2 separate regions of the Homo sapiens genome follow, and region 2 is linked to region 1. The links are chromatin contacts, found by Hi-C in ENCODE. All regions are on one chromosome and are shown on one strand. The core of a region is the stretch at or near the end of the contact, and the rest is flanking DNA. Distances in the headings are between cores, read along the strand shown. Region 1 holds the start of APMAP (adipocyte plasma membrane associated protein). Region 2 holds the start of NINL (ninein like).

Region 1 (7,246 bases), core at 2,882-5,381:
CATCAGATTCTCAGTCCAGGAATCAAGACTTGGAGACGGAGACCATAGTTAGTTGGTGTGGGATACTTGAAATGGGAGAGCCAGGGAGAGTTGGGCTTAGGCGATGCTTTTTCACCATGGATATGTCCAGGTAGACAATGCTAGCCTGTTGGCCCTGAGGAGCAGTGCAAATTGCTCCCCTGAGAGCTGCCTCAATGCATAAAAGGACTGTTTCTCTCATGTGATAGGCAGCCCTGAGGTAGGTGGTTGCTGGCTGTGGTGAACAGCTCAGGGGCACCATTAAGGACCTAGGCTCTTCTGTTCTGGGTGTGTTTTTTAGACATCAAGGTGTATTCCTGTGGTGTTAAGATGCTGCTGCTCCATGCTTAACTCTCGGGTTCCAGGCAGGAGAAGAAGGGGCAGTGCTAGTCCCATTTGTCCCTTTTATCAGAAATGCAAAAACTTTCCTAAAGTTCAAAATAGTCACTATATTTCTGTTTTTATCTTGTGCCAAAATACTGCCTATGGCTGCATTAGCTTTGACAGCTGGATGAGTAACACTGATCTTTTCCAGCTCTCCAGGGGAGGGCAACAAAAGAGAAAGGGCCAGCCCAGCAGGGCGTGCCATGTGAGCACGGAGGGGTGCAGAGACAGGACAGTGTGAGGCACCAGGAGGCAGAGGGTGACTCTGCCCCTGTGTTCCCAGGTCTTTGTTCCAGTCCCTGTGAGGCCTGGCTGTACTTTCTGAGCCTGAGTTCCATAAGGTATCCCCAGATCCTTCCAATGCATCCCTCCCTCATTCTCCGCCAGCTTTGGTGGATGTCTGTTTCTGGTAGCTGCATGGTCTCTAAGGTGCTTTTCCTGCGGTGAACAAACTAGTGTACATTGCCTAAGTTTACTGTCTCCACTGTCCCACCTGAATTAAAACTGGAGCTTCCCACCACGACATCCCACCACGACAGAACAACTTCCCTTGCAGCCCTTTTCCGAGTTGGCAGCGCCTTCTGTGCTTTCCTGGACTTGTGGGGAAGAAGGGGTTCAGCTACTTCCTGCTCTGCTTTGCCCTTTTCAGACTATTCTTTCTTTGCTAAAAATATTTATTTTTATTTTTTGTTTTTGTGGGTACATAACAGGCGTATATATTTGTGGCTATTCTTTCTGATCACTCAGTAACCCTGATGTCCATCCCTGATCATCACCCCCTTGTTTAACAATCCCTGGGCACCCCACTCATCCCTCTTAGCCTGTTTCTTGTCCTTCTCTATCCCCCAACCTCCCCCTCCCCCCGCCATTATAATCTTATTTATCTAAGTCCTGGTGCAAAGCCCCTTCCTCCAAGAAGACATCTCTGGTCAGTCCCATCTAATAGCACTTGTTCCTCCTTGCAGCCCCAAGGTACCCTGCAGCTCTTCTGCAGCAGTGCTTTATAGTGTCGTTCGTTACGCTTCCTCTCTCCCCTCCAAGATGATAACGCCTGTGCAGGCTGGATCACTGTATTTCACCCTTGTTTTGTCACCGCACTTGGCATCTGGCAGGCTTTCAGGAGATCTCTGTGGAAGGAGTTGAAACAGCATGGGACTGGGAAAAAGCACTGGACTAGAAGTAGGGTTTGCTTCTGGTTTGAGCTGCGAGGCATACTGTGGGCTCCCTGCCAGCATCATGCGCTTCTTCTTCCATGCTGGCAGAGCCTGCTTTTGTTGAGATAAATGCCCTCCACGTGGGCCAGTGTTCCGATGGAAGTGAGCCTCATCCCCAGTGCCAGGGTTGGGTGTGGGTTTTGGTTGGTCTCACTCAGCGCTTCTCAACCAAGGGCTGTTTTGTCCTCCAGGGGCTATCTGTCAATGTCTGGCAACATTTTTTATCATCACGACTAGGTGGGATGCTACTGCCATCTAGTGGGGGAAGCCCAGGGATGCTGCTGAAACACCAGCGCACAGGAGAGGCCCCCCTCCGCCTCCTAACAGAATTATCTGGCCCAAAATATCAGTGGTGCTGAGAAACCTGATCAAATTAATCATAGTGGTCCCATTCCTCTGCCAACAACTGGCATCAGCACGATGAGAAACAAAGTCGGTCTGGTTGGAAGGTGGGGTGGGAGAACTGATAACTGAAACAAATACAACAAGCAAAGCGTGCTTCACCGTGACTTGAAAACAGAAAAACTGTACTGAACCCGTGCTATGCAGCACAAATGATCTAGCTCAGACCACTGTAACACCAACTACCTACGTGCTTCATGATAAGCCCACGAGCTGACCTCCTGATAACTCCGAATGGACTTACATGTCCCAGAGCTAAGGCCACGGTTCCTCCAGTGACTCCCGTTGTTAACGGATTCTGACCAACCCTGGGCAAGACTATCGATGGACTAACTCCAGCCCCCAAACCCCACAAGGAGTCTCCCATGACTCCCCCATTTTGAGGAACCTCACCGGTCCTCTGGTGCATTTCTTTGCTGCAGCAAGTTCAGTAAACCCAACTTACTGCCATTATTTTTCTTCTGAATGTGTCCCTGGGTGTTTGCAGTGCGTGGGCTTTAACACTGGGCATGGAACACAAATAGCTCCAATGCAGTGAGTTCAATGTTATGGCTGGGACATGTTTAAAGTGCCTTGAAGACAAAGAGGAAGATGTTCTGCTTGGGAAACTGGGAGAAGAATTTTCAGCAAGGATACTTGAAGTGGGTCCTGAATGATAAAAATAATTGGCCAAGTGGAGGTGAAGGAGAGTGTATCACAGGAAGAAGGAACCTCAAGGACAAAGGCAGCCAGGCATGAGATTAGACATGTTAAGCCATCCTGAATGTCTGAAATGGGGGGTGGGGAGCAAGAGGGATAGTCCAGACAGGCAGGAAGGCGTGAGATCATACAGTACTTTGTTAACACTATCCCTGATTTAATAGCTGTATTGGCTATTCTCAATGACACAGAATGAAGTAAAATGTTGTCGAGGCCTGAATTATTACCTGGGATCTCTGGAGAACTGGATTTGCACAGCTCTCCACTTCCCTCAAGCTGGTTCTTCCGCTCTTTGAATGAATAAATAAAAAGCATTCACATGGAATTCTAGTGCCATCTAGCATTTAAAAAGGTAAAAGCCTCCAAGAGGAAATTATTTCTTAACACTGCATTTTGAACATGGCTTTTCCAGAGATAATTCCTCGTGCCACTGGTAACGGGCTTTGATTTCTTCTGCCTGTCACTTCCTCCAGATTCGATTCCTCTTTGAATCTCAAATGCTCTCACAAGATTCAGCTCTTCCCTTTTGAAGCAATTATTACGTTTGATAATTTTACGTCTATTTTATGATGATGATCTGATTAAAGTCATCTTTCCCACTAGTTTAATTTCTATAAGGAGGGGCCTTGTCTGTGATTTGCCCACCATCGTCTCCCAGCACCTGGGAACATTTCTGGTTTCCTGCAATACTGTTGAAAGAACAATGCCTCTCTATGCTTTCTTAAACTTTGTTAGTGATAATTTCTACTTCTACCTGGACTTTACTTAAGGGTAATCCTTAATAAACTTTATCAAAACTTAATAAACTTTATCAAAACTTAATAAACTTTATCAAATGTCTGTTGTAATCGTCACAAAAAGATTTAATACTCAACATCTGGCCTTAACCAGAGGGAAACATTTTCTAGCCCAAGTTTTCCCCTTAACCGGCTGAGTCGGGGAAGGATGTAATTTTCAGGCAGAGGTGACTTCGTTCCAAGGGTGTGAATGCATTATTTTTGACGCTGCCTGTAAGAGCAGGGTCGCTGACACTGAATAAACAGCGCTATCCTCTCCAACGATAAAAGTGGCCAACATCTCGTGCTAGCAATTCCCAAGTGCGTCATGAGCATCCCCGTCCTCAGAAACGTGAGACGAAGGCGGCATGCGCAGGCACTGGGCTAGACGAGCCCGAGGTTGAACCACTCGCGTTCTGGGCCCCGGAGTCCGAGACAGGCGGGGACCCCGGCAGCTCCCGGTGCTATCTCTGAGCGGGTTCCGAGCCCCACTTCCGGGCGGTCAGAATTAGCCTCAGAGCGCCGAGCAACGACGCGCCGGGGACCTCCCGCCCATGAGGCCGGAAGGGGCGGGGAGAACGCTGCGGAATGGTCCCTGGGCGCAACGTCATTTCCGCGTACGGGGGAGGGCGGGCCTGGAGTCTGAGCCGGCGCCGCTCAGTGTGAGGTGGTTTCTGCGGGTGAGGCTGGCGCCCGTACCATGAGCGAGGCGGACGGGCTGCGACAGCGCCGGCCCCTGCGGCCGCAGGTCGTCACAGACGATGATGGCCAGGCCCCGGAGGCTAAGGACGGCAGGTAGGGCGGACTCCCAGACTGGGCGCTGGAGCCGGGCCGCTAGGAGTGGAGGGCGACCCTCTTGGACAGCGGCGACGGCAGTAACAGTAACCTGGGGATGCGGTGCCGAGCGCGTTGTCAGAGTCCTCTCGTTTCATCCCCAAGAAAAACTCATTTTTCCGAGGAAGCAGGCTCCGACAAGGCGGATGTACCTGCCAGGTCTTTCAGGTTCGGGTGCACCCTGCGCCCAGTCGCCGCGTTGTCCTCGGCTCTCCGGACCCGAGACCGCCTCGCGCCGCTCCTTTGCCTTCCCTCCCTCACTCCTGCCCCACCCTGCATAGCGGTTGCTTCCTCGCCTTTCCCTCGCTCCCCTCGCGCTGTCCTTCCTTTGGCTTAAATGATCCCCCTGAGCACAGCTACTTGGCCGGGGCCCTGCGTGTTCCTGGTTCCCCGCTCGCAATTTCCCGAAGGGAGGAGGTCCCACGAGATGCTGGGGTCCTGCCTCGTTATCCGGCGAAGAGATGGCTTCTACACTTGCTCTTCTGCACCTGCCCCCCTCACGCTGCGTGACCAGTCCTCACCGCGGTTCTTGGAAAGAGTGGAGAACAGTAGTGACATTGTAGGCAATTTTTGTGAGAATTCAGCCTGGCAGTTTTTCCTGATAGGGATGGAGAAACATAGGAAACTGTAGTTGTTGACACCTAAGAAATATCAGGTTTTGCCCTTTGCCTCCTCTCCCATCTTTCAGAATATAAGAATGCTGTGTTTTGTTAGCTAAAAACTGAATCATGATTCGTAAGCATAGATTTCAATATAAGATACTTAAAATTCACTTTTCAATTCTGTGTCCTGAATTTCATAACTTTTAAGTTTCAGGGAGAATCAAGAGGCCCCATAGACCAAGCTTGAAGTTGTGGGACTGATTGACTTATATTTGATAGAAATACTGGAAATATTTGTTCATCAGTAGTGTGCCAAGAGGTGGTGGGGTACATATGAATGAGAGGCAGTTTTTGCCCCTGTAGACTGAGTTTATTGACTGATGATAAGAGGAACACATTTGAAGGAGAGCGATGGCAGGAAGGAGCATTTAGGCTCTAGAGAGGCAATTTAGAGAGAAGACTTTGCGGTGATAGTTGACTCCTTGGGCCAGTGAAAAGATCGGGAAGATGCTCCCATATATCCTGACCAACCATCCTGCGTTGCCCTGGACTGGGGTTTCCAAGGATGTAGAACTTTCAGTGCTAAACCTGGGCAAACTGGGACAATCTGATCACCCTACTTACTGTGAATATTGTGAATTAATCATCTGTTGATGATTGAGGAGCCATTTAGAATGGACATGCAAGAATTGGCAACACTTTCCTACAGAAATCTTGAAAACAAGGCATTTTTACCTGAGAAATGGAAGAGCAGTGGCCTGAGTTTGTCATTAGGTGCAGTGTGTTGAAAACCAGGGCCTACAGCCCCTGAGGGCACCGGTTAGGTAGTCCCAACTCTCAAGTTGGCTGGCTCACACTTCTGGCCCCAGGGCAAGCAGGCAGACTTAATTGTTTTTTTCAGGTTCTCTGTGGGGATTTCTTCCTTAATGAGTAAGTAAATCTGATTCTAAAGTCATCTTTTACTGCCTGATCTTTTCCAGTGTGCCTTTTACATTTATGTTTACTTATTTCCTTGACTTCCCTGTCCATGAACATTGTTCCTGTTTCCCTGTGTTTGTCCTTCTTGTTTGTTTATCCCTTTTCTGTATATCTGTAATGATCTCTTTCAAAGTGAGGTCTTGTCACCACCCTTCCTTTCCGCAATTATTATTGTAACATGGTAGCTGTTTTTCTTATTTTTCTTCTGCATTTCTCCTATATTTTTCATTTATTTTGTGGTCATTTCTAGTAGTTCATGTAATAGTATTCTTGATTACCTTAAAAGTCGAGGGTTCAACATAAGCCAGGAAAGCCTGTGTATAGTGGGCGAAGTAAAGGAATCTAAATTCAGAAGTAAAAACACGAAACTATTAGAATAAACTTTAGCACTTTAGATGTGCTAAATAGAATAAAGGAAGCCTTGAAAGACATATTACTAAACTGACAGAACTAAGACATAGATTTTAGCAGTGGTAGGGACCCCTAGTAATACGTTGGGTGGTCTCCCAACTCTTGGCACAAAAGGTGGGTGTTTGCTTTGTTTTGCTGATGAGATCATTGAGGTCTATGTGTGTGAGGTGGTTTATATGAAGTTACAGAGAATAGAGTCAAAAGAGAAATGAAAATGAATGAAGAAGGATAGAACTGGCAGCTGGACAATGACTGAGAAGTGTATTTTTAAAATTATGCTTTGGAAATAAGACTTTATGCCAAAGCTCTTGAATTACTGTATTTGAAATATAATGGAGAATTTGGTTGGTAAATTCTTTTATTCAGTGTGGAACATAGATGAGCTAAGTACTTTAACATACCGGTGCAAGCTTATAATTATTATTTGACATTGATTTCCCGAAATGCTTTAGAAACTTAATTGTACTCTGTGGAACTATTCCTTTCTGTTTGAAACACAGTTCTATCTAGGAAGAGAACTGTTTAATGTCCATATGTGACTGTTTAGGGATGCAGAATAAATACATTGAGGATTTAATATGTTTCAATACATTAAATTCTGTATAATTCTCCTTTTTCAATAAACTTCTGAAGGATTTTAGTTTAATTAAAAGTCTGCTAGGTCCATTTTCCTTTTTCCTCTTGGAGACTGAAGAGTAAGGGAGGAAGTATGGAGAAACAGATTGGGCATTCACGAATTCATGAGGAGTAAGGCAGCTGGAGTGTTTGTCTCAGCTTTGCCCCAGGTGTGTATTTTCAGATGGCTTTTTAAACTTGTTTCTTGATTTCTTAATTTTTTTCAAGGATAAATTGATGAATCTAGGAGCCCCAGTTTAAAGGATTGTGAAAAATGAACAAATTCAAGATGCTGTCACTAAAAAAGATGGGT
Region 2 (7,246 bases), core at 2,339-4,838, 590 kb before region 1:
GTGGGCCAGGCATGGTGGCTCACGCCTGTAATCCCAGCACTTTGGGAGGCCAAAGCAGGCAGATCACCTGCGGTCAGGAGTTCGAGACCAGCTTGGCCAACAGGACGAAACCCTGTCTCTACTAAAAATATAAAAATCTAGCCAGGTGTGGTGGCGCATGCCTGTAGTGCCAGCTTCTTGGGAGGCTGAGGCATGACAATCACTTGAACCTGGTAGGCGGAGGTTGCAGTGAGCTGGGATCGCACCACTGCACTCTAGCCTGGGCGACAGAGCAACACTCCGTCTCAAAAATAAATAAATAAAAATAAACCAGTGAACATAAGCGTTTCTCTGAGTTCTGTGAGCCACTCACAGGTAGCAAATTAATCGAAACCAAACAGGGGGTCAGGGGGTCATGGGAACCCCAACTTGAAGCTGATCTGTCAGAAGTTCTGCAGAGGCCCGGCCTTGCAACTGATGTATGTGAGGAGTCTTGGGGACTGAGTCCTCAACTTGTGGGATCTGACACTCTCTCCAGGTAGTGACAGAACTGAATTAGAGGATGCCCAGCTGGTGTCTGCTGCTCAGTGTGTGGAGAAAACCCCACACACATTTAGTCATAGGTCTTCTGTGTTGACTGTTGTGCGGTGTGAGAGTGGAGAGTTTTCTCTACACGACAATAAAATTGGAATGTCTGGAGGTAGGATGCAGGCACTGGTGTTTTTAATTTTTAAGTAGTCAAAGTGGAGAACTCCTAGTCTTCCCACTTCTCTCTGATGAAGAACCACTACATTAACTCATTTAAATTCGGTATGCTCAACTGGGCACGGTGCCTCATGCCTGCAATCTCAGTACTTTGGGGGGCCAAAGTGGGAGGATCATTTTAGCCCAGGAGTTCAAGACCAGCCTGGGCAACATAGACCCCATCTCTACAAAAAATTAGTAAGTTAGCCAGGTGTGGGGGTGCATCTGTAATGCAGCTATTTGGGAGGCTGAGGTGGGAGGATCACTTGAGCCCAGGAGATCAAGGCTGCAGTGAGCTGTGATCACACCACCACACTCCAGCCTGGGTAACAGACTGAGATCCTGTCTCAAGAAATAAAATAACAAATAAATTCAGTACACTCCTGTGCAATGGGTAATTTTTACATTTCTATTTTGCAAATGAAACTGAGATCACAGATGTTACATGACTGGGTGATCCACAGTCAAACAGCTAGTAAGTGGCATGATTCACATCTTCTGACTCCAAATTCATTCTCCAGCCAGTGAGTGGGAGCCCGTGCAGAGCATCAGGAGCACTGAAGAGAAGACATTCTTCACAATGGCAGCCCCCATGGCTCTGAGCACCCCTGGGAATCCAGGGTTATAAACTGGAGTCATCGGGGTCTTGGCTGCGCATCCCACAGGGACCACCTTTGCACGGTGTGTCCTGCCATTGTGCCCCACACTGGTTGGGACAGGTCATGGGCATAGCAAAAGGTATCTGGGCACATTCAGCAGGTCAGAGAAACCTCCCAGCCTAGAACACACTATGAGCGTCTCTGAACCACTCCCTGTGTTTGCCTTTTGCTCTGCATGGGGTTTAGCACTTGCAGGCACTTGGAAATTTCACTCGCCCTTGGAAACTCCGTTCCCCCATAGCCTGTCTTTCATCCTGCTTCCTTCTCACCCCATTTTGCCTCTGATCCTCACATCCTCTAAAGTGGAGTTCCTACAAAGTATATGCACCTTTCTCATGCTACAGTGTACTGTAGCTCATTTTGTAATTCTGATATAACTCTCTGACATTTTTGTATATTTATGTTTTTATTTTTATTTTTTGGAGACAGAGTCTTGCTCTGTCGCCCAAGCTGGAGTCTAGTGGCAAGATCTCAGCTCACTGCAACCTCCGACTCCTGGGTTCATGCAATTCTTGTGCCTCAGCCTCACGAGTAGCTGGGACTACAGGCGCGCGTTAACCACAACTGGCTAATTTTTTTGTGTTTCAGTAGACACTGGGTTTCACCATGTTGGCCACGCTGGTCTCGAACTCCTGTCCTCAGGCAATCTGCCCACAGTGGCCTCCCAAACTACTGGGATTACAGGCATGAGTCACCGTGCCTGGCTGTATTTACTTTTTTTTTTCTTTTTTTGAAATGGAGTCTCACTCTGTCGCCCAAGCTGGAGTGCAGTGGCTTGATAACCACAACCTCCGCCTCCCAGATTCAAGCGATTCTCCTGTCTCAGCCTCCTGAGTAGCTGGGATTACAGGCATATGCCATCACGCCCGGCTAATTTTGTATTTTTAGTAGAGACGGGGTTTCTCCATGTTGGTCAGGCTGGTCTTGAACTCCCGACCTCAGGTGATCCGCCTGCCTCAGCCCCCCAAAGTGCTGGGATGACAGGCATGAGCCACTATGCCCGGCCGGGTATTTACGTTTTTAAATTGTTTTCTGTGTAAACTCTATAAGGGCCAGGGATTTTTTGCACCGCTGTTGGCAGCCCCTAGGACAATGCCTGGCCCTAGTAGGTGTTCGATAAATATATACAGGTTGAATATCCCTTAACCGAGATGCTTGGCACCAGAAGCATTTAGGATTTCAGATTTTGGAATATTTGCATTATACCAATTGAACACCCCTAATCTGAAAATCCAAAATTAGAAATGCTCCAATGAGGCCAGGTGCGGTGGCTCATGCCAGTAATCCCAGCACTATGGGAGGCCAAGGTGGGAGGATCACTTGAGGCCAGAAATTCCAGACCAGCCTGGGCAACATGGTGAAGCCTCCTCTCTTAAAAAAATACAGGCCGGGCGCGGTGGCTCACGCCTGTAATCCCAGCACTTTGGGAGGCCGAGGCGGTGGATCCATCCCTTGAGCCTAGGAGTTCGAGACCAGCCTGGGCAACACAGTGAGACTCTGTGCTAAAAATACAAAAATTAGCGGACATGGTGGCAGATGCCTGCAGTCCCAGCTACTGGGGGTTGGGACGCTGAGGCGGGAGGATCGCCATAGCCGGGAAAGTCGAGGCTGTAGTGAGCCATGACCGCGCCACTGCATCCCAGGCTGGGCAGCAGAAGTGACAGCCTTTCTCAAAAGAAAAGAAAGTTAAAAGAAGAAAAAAGAAGTGCTCCAATGTGCATTTCCTTTGAGCATCAGGTCAGCGCTCAAAAACTTTCAGATTTTGAAGCATTTCGGATTTCAGATGTTTGGATTAGGGATGCTCAACCCGTATTGATTTAATATGCGGTGGAAACGTGACGACCTAGGTTTTAAGTCGCGGTTTCCTCAGTGGTGGGTTTGGGGTATTACCCCTGCCTGGCCGGCCTCCGGGCTTGTTTCCAGAAGATGCTACCCCGAGAGCTGCGAACCGCCAAGCTCCGCAGCGCGCAGGGCTCCGACAGGGACCAGCGAGGTCAGCTCCAAGGGTCACCCCAGGCTCCAAACTGGCCAGAGCCGCCCTGAGATTTGCGGAGGCCGCCTTGCCCCCACCCCGCCCCGCAATCCCGGACCCGACCCGCCCCCTCTCCCGTTCGCTCGCCCCGCCCCCTGTTCGCCCACTGCGCCGGGACACCGAGGGGGCGGTGCCTCGAGGCCGGGAGGAGTGTTGCGTCGCGGCCTCCAGACACAAAGAGCGGCCGGCGGTACGGGGGTGGTGCCGCGCTCCTGGCCCCGCGCGGGCGGACGGCGGAGGCGCCTCCCAGGTGAGCCGGCCCGGGCGTCCGGCGGGACATTCAGGCGGCTGGTGGGGTCGAGAGTCCGGGGCCGCCCCTGCGTCGCGACCCGCGCCTTAGTCACCAGACCCGGCTCCGGGAGCGCGGCCTCGGGTGCTCCTCGCGGTGCGGGGCGCAGACTCGGCGCATCTGCTGTGGTGCCTGCTCTTCCGGTCGCCCTCGAGGGCGGGGCGGGGGTCACGCCCTAAAATACAGCGCCCGCTGGGCCGAACGCTTGAAAACCCGGTTTCCCGACGGCGGCGGCGCGGGCGCCGTGCGAACGAGGGCCCGGGTCCAGCACAGCCCCAAGGCTCGGCCTGAGGCGGGCGGCCTTGGCCGGGGCCCCCCGTGGTAATGAGCTACGCGGTGCCCGCCGCCTGCCCAGCGCGGGCCGTTTCTCCTGACGCCGCCGGCGTCTGGTCGAGGCCCAGGATTCCCTCCTGCCAGTGTGGCTGCGGCCCCCCACGGAGCGGGACCCGCGTTCGTGGCGCTTGGGACGGTTGATTGAAAGGGTGTAGAAGTCTGTTGCGAATTTTATCTGTTGTACTCGTTTTGCAGATTCGCCCCTTTCCTCCCGCCTGTGCGCGCAGTCACACACACCATGTGGGAGTCTCTGATCGCGTTGGGTTCATAATCATCGATCGTGCCTGGGTACTGATGCCCCATTGTTAGGAGCTCTGTGTGGGGCTGTATGTTTGCACAGGACTCACGTGAGGAAGGGTGGCCACGTTTCTTTCTGCTCTGTGAGACTTAGGCCAAGCCCTGGAACTAGGGAGGAGGTTCAGGAAGAGACCCATGAAGCTGGCGGGGCCTTGGAGAAGGGCAAGTGATTTTCAAGGTCAGTAGTAAGAGGGGTCATGAGTAATGGTAAGTTTCTTAGCGGCCTTTGCTGTGACTTCTAGGTTTTTCACACTGGACTTAAAATACTTTTAAAAGCAGAGTTTTTGTTCTTCTTGTTGTTGTTCTTGTTGTTGTTGCTGTTTTTGAAACGAAGTTTCACTCTTGTTGCCCAGGCTGGAGTGCAATGGCGCCATCTCGGCTCACTGCAACCTCTGCCTCCCGGATTCAAGCGATTCTCCTGCCTCAGCCTCCCGAGTAGCTGGGATTACACGCCCAGCTAATTTTTTGTGTTTTTAGTGGAGATGGGGGTTTCACCATGTTGGCCAGGCTGGTCTCGAACTTCTGACCTTCAGGTGATCCAGCTGCCTCGGCCTCCCAAAGTTCTGGGATTACAGGCGTGAGCCACTGCACCCGGCCAAGTTTTTGTTTTGTTTTGTTTTTGTTTTTTAATTTTATTTTACTTTAAGTTCTGGGATACATGTGCAGAACGTTCTGGTTTGTTACATGGGTATACATGTGCCATGATGGTTTGCTGCACCTATCAACCCGTCATCTAGATTTTAAGCCCCACATACATTAGGTATTTGTCCTAATGCTCTCCCTCCTCTTGCCCCCCACCCGCCCCGACAGGTCCCGATGTGTGAGGTGTGTGATGTTCCCCTCCCTGTGTCCATGTGTTCTCATTGTCAACTCCCACTTATGAGTGAGAACATGCGGTGTTTGGTTTTCTGTTCTTGTGTTAGTTTGCTGAGAATGATGGCTTCCCACTTTATGCATGTCCCTGCAAAGGACATGAACTCATTCTTTTTTATGGCTACGTAGTATTCCATGGTGTATCTGTACCACATTTTCTTTATTCAGTCTATCCGTGATGGGCATTTGGGTTGGTTCCAAGTCTTTGCTATTGTAAATAGTGCTGCAATAAACATACACGTTTATGTGTCTTTATAGTAGAATGATTTATAGTCCTTTGGGTATATACCCAGTAATGGGATCACCGGGTCAAATGTTATTTCTGGTTCTAGATCCTTGAGGAATCGCCACACTGTCTTCCACAATGGTTGAACTAATTTACACTCCCACCAACAGTGTAAAAGCGTTCCTATTCCTCCACAGCCTCTCCAGCATCTGTTGTTTCCTTGCTTTTTAATAATTACCATTCTAACTGATGTGAGATGGTATCTCATTGTGGTTTTGATTTGCATTTCTCTAATGACCAGTGATGATGAGCTTTTTTTTTAATATATGTTGTTGGCTGCATAAATGTCTTCTTTTGAGAAGTGTCTGTTCATTTCCTTTGGCCACTTTTTGATGGGGTTGTTTTTTTCTTGTAAATTTGTTTAAGTTCCTTCTATATTCTGGATATTAGACCTTTGTCAGAAGGGTAGATTGCAAAAATTTTACCCCGTTCTGTAGGTTGCCTGTTCACTCTGAAGAGTTTCTTTTGCTGTGGAGAAGCTCTTAGGTTAGATCCCATTTGTCAGTTTTGGCTTTTGTTGCCATTGCTTTTGGTGTTTAGTCATGAAGACTTTGCCCATGCCTATGTCCTGAATAGTATTGCCTAGGTTTTCTTTTAGGTTTTTTATGGTTTTGGGTTTTACATTTAAGTCTTTAATCCATCTTGAGTTAATTTTTGCATAAGGTGTAAGGAAGGAGTCCAGTTTCTGTTTACTGCATATGGCTAGCCAGTTTTCCCAGCACAATTTATTAAATAGGAAATCCTTTCCCCATTGCTTGTTTTTGTCAGGTTTGTCGAAGATCAGATAGTTGTAGAAAGCAGAGTTTGTTTTTTTTTTAAGTAGTTAAAACTCATCTGTTAAACAGAACACTGAATCAGCAGCCTAGCAGTTTTATGAACTGTGTGCAAGAATGCTTGTATATTAAAAGGAAAATGTTCAGGTGTTAGAGAAGCAGTCTACTTTCATGCTTGTCCCTTTTGTTTGACTTATACATCATCCATTAGTGGTTTAAATGATGACAGATTGAATTGATCTGTATTGGCAAATAAAAGTGGGATGTGTGTTTATGTAAAGTTCAGGTGCAATAAAAATTAGAGGATAACTCTTTTTTGTAGAATGAGAAAATAGCAAGCCTTCTCCAAGGAACTTGGACTTCAGATTTTTTCTTTTTAATGTAGAGCCGGGAGTCTTGCCCAGGGTGGTCTCCAACTCCTGGGCTGAAGTGATCCACCTGCCTCAGCCTCCCAAAATGCTGGGATTACAGGTATGAGCCACCACACCTGACCTCAGATAACATTTAACTCCATCAAATTGGAAAGAAAGCACTTTATAGAGGAATAGTTAGGACTTAAGCAAAAAGTTTTGTTTTTTGTTTGTTTGTTTGTTTGTTTTTGATATGGAGTCTCGCTCTGTCGCCAGGCTGGAGTGCAGTGGCGCGATCTCGGCTCACTGCTACCTCCACCTCCCAGGTTCAAGTGATTCCCCTGCCTCAGCCTCCTGAGTAGCTGGGATTATAGGAGTACACCACCATGCCCAGCTAATTTTTTTATTTTAGTAGAGACGGGGTTTCACCATGTTGGCCAGGATGGTCTCCATCTCCTGACCTCGTGATCCACCCCGCTCGGCCTCCCAAGGTGCTGGGATTACAGGCGTGAGCCACCACGCCTGGCCGGACTTGAGCAAAATTTAATTGAGCAGTTTATATTAACTTCAATGGAAACTTTTTCGCTAACTCATACTTATCCCATATGTTGTGATTTATAGGACTGCTCTA

The links. A loop is a pair of places that touch in the nucleus more often than their neighbours do. Pooled maps may share reads with other maps.
Region 2: a pooled map shows a loop between it and region 1 (21-fold over the local background). The contact joins the promoter of NINL here to the promoter of APMAP in region 1. A Hi-C loop is called at or near these places in 8 of 50 pooled maps.

Annotation. Positions count from the first base shown.
Region 1 is chr20:24,989,636-24,996,881 of GRCh38, reverse strand. APMAP (adipocyte plasma membrane associated protein) reads left to right here and starts at 4,131. Exons shown (of 9, transcript NM_020531.3): 1 at 4,131-4,288. The coding sequence starts at 4,194. RefSeq lists enhancers at 3,577-4,077, 3,990-4,229, 4,360-4,439, 4,460-4,519, 4,078-4,578 and 1 more.
Region 2 is chr20:25,581,873-25,589,118 of GRCh38, reverse strand. NINL (ninein like) reads left to right here and starts at 3,588. Exons shown (of 24, transcript NM_025176.6): 1 at 3,588-3,664. RefSeq lists a silencer at 3,524-3,653.